Regions from separate parts of the Homo sapiens genome. Here region 1 is linked to region 2. Evidence: read pairs that join two places in POLR2A ChIA-PET (ENCODE). Cell type or tissue: Panc1. All regions are shown on one strand. Region 1 overlaps CDKL1 (cyclin dependent kinase like 1). Region 2 overlaps MAP4K5 (mitogen-activated protein kinase kinase kinase kinase 5).

Region 1 (4,000 bases), 55 kb before region 2:
CTTAAGCCTGGGTGACAGAGCAAGACTCTGTCTCAAAAAAAAAAAAAAAAAAAAAAAAAAAAAAAAAAAAAAGAACCATTGGGTGAAAGTTGTTGGGGAACAAGGTCGCCACAGTTTCAAAATATCACCCCACAGATTATTAATTATAAAGGAGAAAATCATTTTTACAATTGAGAAATATGGCAGACCCATCTTAACTAAGGAATTAAAACTGATAGTACCAATTAGGGGACAAAAATGACATCATACACTTACTGATGGGAGCTAGTGTGAAGAACACAGCTTCACCCATGCAGTGTTCTTACTGAAAACATTTAACCTGTATCAAATCATTTGGAAACAGCCAGTTAGTCTAAGTCGAGGCACATTCCACAAAACAGATGGCCTGGACTTTTCAAAAATGTCAGTTTCATGAAAGATGAAATAAGAGAATAAAGAAGGTGGAAAACTCTTTCAGATTAAAGGAGACTAAAGAGTCATGGCAATGGGCCAGGCGTGGTGGCTCACACCTGTAATCCCAGCACTTTGGGAGGCCAAGGCGGGTGGATCACAAGGTCAGGAGTTAAAGACCAGCCCGGCCAAGATGGTGAAACCCCATCTCTACTAAAAATACAAACATTAGCCAGGCGCGGTGGCAGGTGCCTGTAATCCCAGCTACTCGGGAGGCTGAAGCACGAGAATCGCTTGAGCCCAAGGGGTGGAGGTTGCAGTGAGTTGAGATTGCGCCACTGCACTCCAACCTAGGCAACAGAGCAAGACTCCGTCCCAAAAAAAAAAAAAAAAAAAAGTCATGGCAATGTACAGTCACTGAATAGATCCTGGATTTAAAAATAACTATACACATTTATATATATAGTTATTTCATTATATATATAGTTCTATAACCATTATTAGAACAATATGAGAAATTTGAACATAGACTATATATTAGATAATAGTATTGAGTCAATGATAAATTTATTGAGTATGGAAATCATAATGTGATTATACAGAAGAACATCTTTGTTTCAGGAGATTATGCTAAATATTTAGGTAGATGGCTCAGCCAAAAAAGTATGTGTGAGAGAGGGGGAAAGAAAGAGAGAGAGAGAGGCAGAAACAGGGATAAAGGAAGTACAGGCACAATGGCTCATACATGTAATCCCAGGGCTTTGGCAGGCTGAGGTGGGAGGATTGCTTGAGGCTGGGAGTTTGAGACCAGCCCGGGCAACATAGTAAAATCCTATCTCTACAAAAAATAAATAAATTAGTCAGGCACTATGGCTCACACGCCTGTAATACCAGCAACTCAGGAGGCTGAGGCAGAAGGATCACTTGAGCCCAGGATTTCAAGAATACAGTGAGCCATGACTGTGCCACTGCACTGCAGCCTGGGCAACAGAGTGAGACTCTGTCGCTAAAAAGAATGAAAAAAAGACAGAAAGGAAATGCAGCAAAATTCTAACAGTTGATGAACTAATCTAGCGAAGGGTATGCAGGTATTCATTGCAGTATTCTCTCCACTTCTGTATATTTTGATTTTTTTCTCAGAATAAAAGGTTGTAGGAAAAATCCCAGGACACTTTACATAAAATTCTGATTTCTGGCTTTTTAAAAAAGACTCTGGCTGGACATGTTGGGGGTCATGCCTGTAAACCCAGTACCTTGGGAGACCGAGGCAGGAGGATTGCTTGAGCACAGGAGTTTGAGACCAGCCTGGGCAACATGGAGAAACCCCATCTCTACAAAGAATACAAAGAATTGGCTGGGCGCAGTGGCTCATGTCTGTAATCCCAGCACTTTGGGAGGCCGAGGTCAGGAGTTTGAGACCAGCCTGGCCATCTCTACTAAAAACACAAAAACCAGCCAGGTGTGGTGGCATGCACCTATAATCCCAGCTGCTCAAGAGACTGAGGCAGGAGAATCACTTGAATCTGGGAGGTGGAGGTTGCAGTAAGCCAAGATCGCGCCACTGTATTCCAGCCTGGAAGACAGAGCGAGACTCCGTCTCAAAAAGAAAAAAAAAAAAAGAATACAAAGAATTAGCCTAGTGTGGTGATGCATGCCTGTAGTCCCAGCTATTCAGGAGGCTGAGGTGGGAGGATCACCTGAGCCCTGGAGATTGAGGCTGCGGTGAGCCATCATTGCCCCACTGCACTCCAGCCTGGGCAACAGACTGAGACCCTGTCTTAAAAAAAAAAAAAAAATGGGGGTGGGGGTGGTGGGCCTGATGCGGTGACTCATGCCTGTAATCCCAGCACTTTGGGAGGCCGAGGCAGGTGGATCACCTGAAGTCAGGAGTTCACAACCAGCCTGTCCAACATGGTGAAACCCCGTCTCTACTAAAAATACAAGAAATTAGTTAGGCATGGTAGTGGGCACCTGTAATCCCAGCTACTCAGGAGGCTGAGGCAGGAGAATCGCTTGAGCCTGGGAGGCAGAGGTTGCAGTGAGCCCAGATCATATCATTACACTCCAGCCTGGGTGACAAGACCAAGACTCCATCTCAAAAAAAAAAAAGACTGAAAACCCAGCACCTTAGGCTTGCAGTCTGTGGCACTGAGCAGTAGCTGTCCACTTTAGATCAGACATGAGGACCCCAGTTTGCCCCAGTCTCCACCTCTCCATCTTGCCCTATATTCAGACTGCTTCCCTCATTTATGTTAACAGTGTGATTCCACAGACATTTGGGTTTGTTAATCCATAATCCATAACAGAAAATGCTGAACTCAGCTAAAACAATTAATAGACATATGTTATTAATTCACCTCAACAAGCCAATTAAACAATTTGAAGAGAGGGAGCCTAGAATGACCCCTATTAGCAAAAGCAGGATGAAATTCTTAAAGATGTCACAGGATTTTCCACTGAGGTGTTTGTTTGTTTGTTTTGTTTTTTTGAGACAGAGTCTTGCCCTGTCGCCCAGGCTGGAGCACAATGGCTCTATCTCGACTCACCGCCACCTCCACCTCCCGGGTTCAAGCGATTCTCCTGCCTCAGCCTCCCAAGTAGCTGTGGTTACAGGTGCCCGCCACCACACCTGGCTAATTTTTTGTATCTTTAGTAGAGACGGGGATGTTGGCCAGGCTGGTCTCAAACTCCTGACCTCGTGATCCACCTGCCTCAGCCTTCCAAAGTGCTGGGATCACAGGCATGAGCCACTGCAGCTGGCTGAGGTTTTTACTGAGTGAGGAAACACTCCTTCAACTAATATTTGAAGAGCAGAAGCCCTTCCAACTATGAAAGTTCTAATTAGATTCTAATGCTAGGGAGCATTTACATGGTACTCTTAGCATTTAGTGGATGTGGCACTGCACAGAGCACATTCAGTTAAGCACTTAATAAATGCTTTGGATAACAGGCAACCTTGACAGTCCTACTTCTTAAAGCATGTGCCTGTCACCATGATGGTAATGTGCCCAGCAGGACTTCTGGTCTGCTCTTTGAAGACAGTGAGCCTCTTGGGGGACTGTGTGAAGAGCTTTTGCCTCCAGCGCCTCCGTTGGCCGTTGGCCACAGCACTATGTTAAAATCCCACCTTCTGCCCTTCTGTCTGTGCTTTCCTCTTCTATGTTTACTCCCTTTGACCCTCTACTTTCCTGCTCTTGCATCCTTGAGGCTGCTTGACCGCTGTTAGATGTTTGGCCCAAGAGCCCTCTGCCCTCCTCAGCAAAAAATCAGCAAAGCAATGCCAAACAGGGACATAAATCATAGCGATAAGGCACGCCAGGCTCCAGGAAGCACCAGAGCTTGCCCAAGGTCACTCCACAGCTTCAAGCATGATCAGAAACTGAAGTTCCATAGCTGGGTGTGGTGGCTCATGCCTGTAATCCCTGTACTTAGGGAGGCCGAGGGAGGCGGATCATGAGATCAGGAGTTTGAGACCAGCCCGGACAACACAGTGAAACCCTGTCTCTACTGAAAATACAAAAATTAGCTGGGTGTGGTGGCACGCCCCTGTAGTCCTATCTACTGGGGGAGGCTAAGGCAGGATAATCGCTTGAACCCAGGAGGCAGAGGT
Region 2 (4,000 bases):
GGTTTATTTTTCATCATCACATACATACCTGATAATGACATTAAAGTATTATTGATAACATACAGCCAAGTACACTTCCGTGGAAATAACTAAGAAAAAGAAGATAATTAAGATTCTCTCATTGTCATTATTTTAATCTTTTAAATTCCAACATTCTGAAATCATATAAAAATAACTATTTTCTAACTTTCAGGTAATTATCAAACCCTTAAGAAAAAAAATCTTTCAACATGAACATGCAAAGAGTACAATTTTATCCCTTTAAATATTTAAATCATAAAAATTAAAATTGGGGCCTACACAGATTGATTTAAAATTAAGACACTTCTTTATTCAATTTGTTTAAATTAATTTCTTGAATTAAAATGCCTAATTACCTGTTCCATCGTTGCCTCATGTAGCTCATTGAGATTCAGTGTGTAAATACCATCTTCAGTTCCAAAAATAATGTACTGATCTAAAATAGTTGAGATAAATCACCAGAATTTACCATCATCTTCTGAAATCATTCACTAAAATAATGACTTTACATTGTAATGGCATCAAGAATTAGCCACCTATCCATCTAAAATAAAATTATTTTCTTAAATTTGTATCACCTTCTTTACCTCTTTCCCCAATTCCTTTCTTATTTTTTAAAAGCAGATATATTCTATGTTAGACTAACTCACTCTGACTTTATCTTACTATATAACCCTGCCTTTCAACATAATTTTTGTATTTTAAGATTTTTATAGTTACACATTTTTGCAAGACACCTCAAACACTCTTTTGACCAAGGAAACAAAAAGTTAATATAAATTATAAATCACGACACACTAGAAATAATGAGCACACCTAGTATCCAGATCTTGGTTTCTAAATATTACTTTCCACTAAAAAGAACCAGGGCTTCTTAGAGAAAGACTGCTTCCAATTCTGGGGCAATAAAAGTAGATGCTGAGCCTAGAAATCTTGCTGTGCCAGAAAGTAAAGAAGTGCTAAAAAATGATGAGGACATTTCAAACAAAAGAACACAGGCATTCCCACTGCTCAAAAATTCTGGGACAATTTAAGTGTGAAAATAAATAATAGAGATAGATCATATCGCATGGAATAAAATAAGAATTAATAAGTTTAAACTGATATAAATAAACGAATGAATAAGTGGGAAAGAAGATAAACTGTCAATGGCTATCAACAGATTGTCAATGGATGCTAAACTGAGTGAGTGAAATTCTGAATGGCAATAGTATAATTATAAACATAATCTCAGTGCATCTCCATATTAATTACCTATAAATCAGAAAGGAAAAAATAGTAACCTGAGAATGGAGAAGGCTAGTGAACACTGCTTTAACCAACAGATCGATATTAACATCACTAGTATTTGGACAAGCTGATACCATGTATCTCCTGATATGATGTACTGAGAAGATGCACAGTAACATTTCTGTGTTATTCCCATCAAAAATGCATAACCTGATTCAAGCATGAGGACTCATTATACAAACCCCAATTAAGGGACATTCTACAAAATAAGTGGCCTCAAAAAAGTTGACATCAGAAGTTGAGGAATTGTTTTACACTAAAAGAGACTAAATAATAAAAAATCAGCTGGGAGAGGTGATACACACCTGTGGTCACAGCTATTTGGGAGGCTGAGGCACGAGGATTGCCCAAGCCCAGGAGTTTGAGCTGCACTGAACTATGACTGCACTACTGAAGTCCAGCCTGGGCAACAGAACAAGACTCTGTCTCTAAAAAAAAATTATTTTATACACACACACACACACACACACACACACACACACACACACACACACACACACACATATATATACCCCCTCTGTCATACTTTTTAATAGTGGCATTTAAAGCCAATCATTATAACCTGTCTTTATTATTAAGTAGAAACACACATTTCCTGAAATCCTCTACTGCCTAATAGCTTCTGTTTGCTAATTGCTAGACACTGGGGTAGGCTTGTTCCTTCCTTGAAATAAAGTAAATATCGGGAGTGATTCATGTTTCAAACAATCACACTGAAAAGCAGAGGTGTTATGTTTGTTTTCAAAGTCACATGGTAATGACAGAGTGGGAATCCAAACCCAGATTTATTTGATTCCAAATTTTTGCCTCTGAAAATGTTTCCTCACTTCAGAAACATAGTCTACATTTTAAAAAAGTTATTTTAACATCATTTCAGATGTACAGAAAAGTTGTAATAGTACAAATAATTCCTAAATACCTGTAACACAAATTCCACAAATGTTGAACATTTACTACTTCTGCTTGATCCTTCTCTCTTCCTTATGTAAATGTTTGTTTTCTGAGCTGTTTAAGATAACTTATGAGCATGATGCCTCTTTACTTTGAAATATTTGTGTACATTAAGGAAAAAAAGTCATATAACCACAAGACATTAATACTTAAACAATAAACAAGGTTATCTATAATTCTTACTAATTGAGATTATAAATTGTCCCAATAACGTCCTTTTACGGTAAAAGAAAATTCTAAATTAAGGATGCAATCAGTTGTGATTTCTCTTTAGTCCTTTAATCAAGAATAGCTCCTATACACTCCTAAATTTTAACGCCTTTAAACCAAAACCCTATTGACCTATTTAGGTTGTTGCAGGTTCCTATACCATTAGGTCTCTAAAGTCGTATTTTTAAAATAAACAACTTCAAGTCACTGATCATAAAGATCTTTCCCATAATAAATATTTTATTGGAGATGTATATAAAATTCAAACATTTTACCTTTTGTATCAGGATGTATCCAGGATGTTGCACAATTAATTTTCAAAGGACAGCCATCAAAAACTTTTGAAAAGCATGCTCCCATCTTATTTATAAAGAAAGAAATGTTAACTTATTTGATTAGAAAATTTTATATATTCTTGGAAAATAACTAACATCATTGAAATACCAAATTAACTCTTATTTGCGTATGCTTGTTGTTTCATTCCAAAACAAAATTCATATTTTCACATCATTAAACCCCTACTACCAAGACAGTCTCATATTCTTTCCTTTTGTAATCCACTATTTTATGGCACAAATATCAAATTTACCAAAAGATCTACATACATCAATAACATAGTCTAGGAATTTTAAGTTACTACTATTTTTTAGGACTGACAATTATTAATGTGAAACAATGGATAATTTTATTCAGTAACATTATAGTGATTACAATTGCAGTATAACTCTTTAATAGTCATAAGAGACAAAAAGGTTGATATTTATATTATACATTAGACTTTCACTGAATAAAAAAGGACAATGTATAAAGCATCCCATTCATACGATTGGTTCCCATCCCATTCATGGGATCATGGGGTTCCCATTCACAGATAAGTTCCACTGACTGGCCAGGAAAATGCATTAATATAAGCTTCCCTGGTTCCTTTTAATTGTATATAGTCCAATGTGAAAATCACTTTAGAGGTAGAAAGATATTTAATCCACATCAAGAAGAGGACACAGTACTATTAATATCATCGCATTAAAATTAAATAGGCCTTTGTAGGCTAATCTGATGACTCAACTGCCAGTATTTACAAAAAGTGAAACACTGTCAATTCCAATTCACACACTCAAATTAGAATACATGATGAGATATCCAAATGCATTCAATATCTTTGTATTTTATGATATCTTAACTTTCAAAGGCTCAAGTATATTGATAGCCAATATATTGCTGCTTCTAAAGAGAGAAAAAACGGCAAATAGTTCACATAAAAATATTCCTTACCAGAACTTTTGGGGTGGGTGGAAGGCCATTGATGGCTGGTTTCTATGGGAAAAATAAAATTTACTAGTGTAAGACCTCCTAAGTCTTAAAAAGAAACTTGAGACATTTAGAACTTCTGTTACTTGAATTACTGAATTAAACAGACTATGCCCCTTGCATGATAAATATAGTATTATTTACAACTAATTGCTAAATGCCTGTTATACCTACAGGGAAGTCTCGTTTGTCCTTTTTTCGTGGTAACTGTGGTGCTTGT

Evidence for each region. ChIA-PET counts read pairs that join two places held together with the same protein. Peaks named below come from ENCODE experiments on the same cell type or tissue, not always from the same donor. Only the 100,000 strongest peaks of a DNase experiment are listed, where the experiment ranks them.
Region 1: POLR2A ChIA-PET joins it to region 2 with 19 read pairs; 4 of 35 experiments call an interaction of 5 or more read pairs at or near these places.

Annotation. Positions count from the first base shown.
Region 1 is chr14:50,385,037-50,389,036 of GRCh38, forward strand. All of the region lies in intron 2 of CDKL1 (cyclin dependent kinase like 1), which reads right to left. Among named protein-coding and RNA genes, the nearest start is that of CDKL1, 9.8 kb to the right of the region's middle. In Panc1, no CTCF peak of the experiment used is centred here; no DNase peak of the experiment used is centred here.
Region 2 is chr14:50,439,985-50,443,984 of GRCh38, forward strand. It overlaps MAP4K5 (mitogen-activated protein kinase kinase kinase kinase 5), which reads right to left. Exons shown (of 33, transcript NM_006575.6): 19 at 3,955-4,000; 20 at 3,745-3,786; 21 at 2,748-2,832; 22 at 378-457; 23 at 29-89. Among named protein-coding and RNA genes, the nearest start is that of CDKL1, 45 kb to the left of the region's middle. In Panc1, no CTCF peak of the experiment used is centred here; a DNase peak (open chromatin) is centred at 2,067.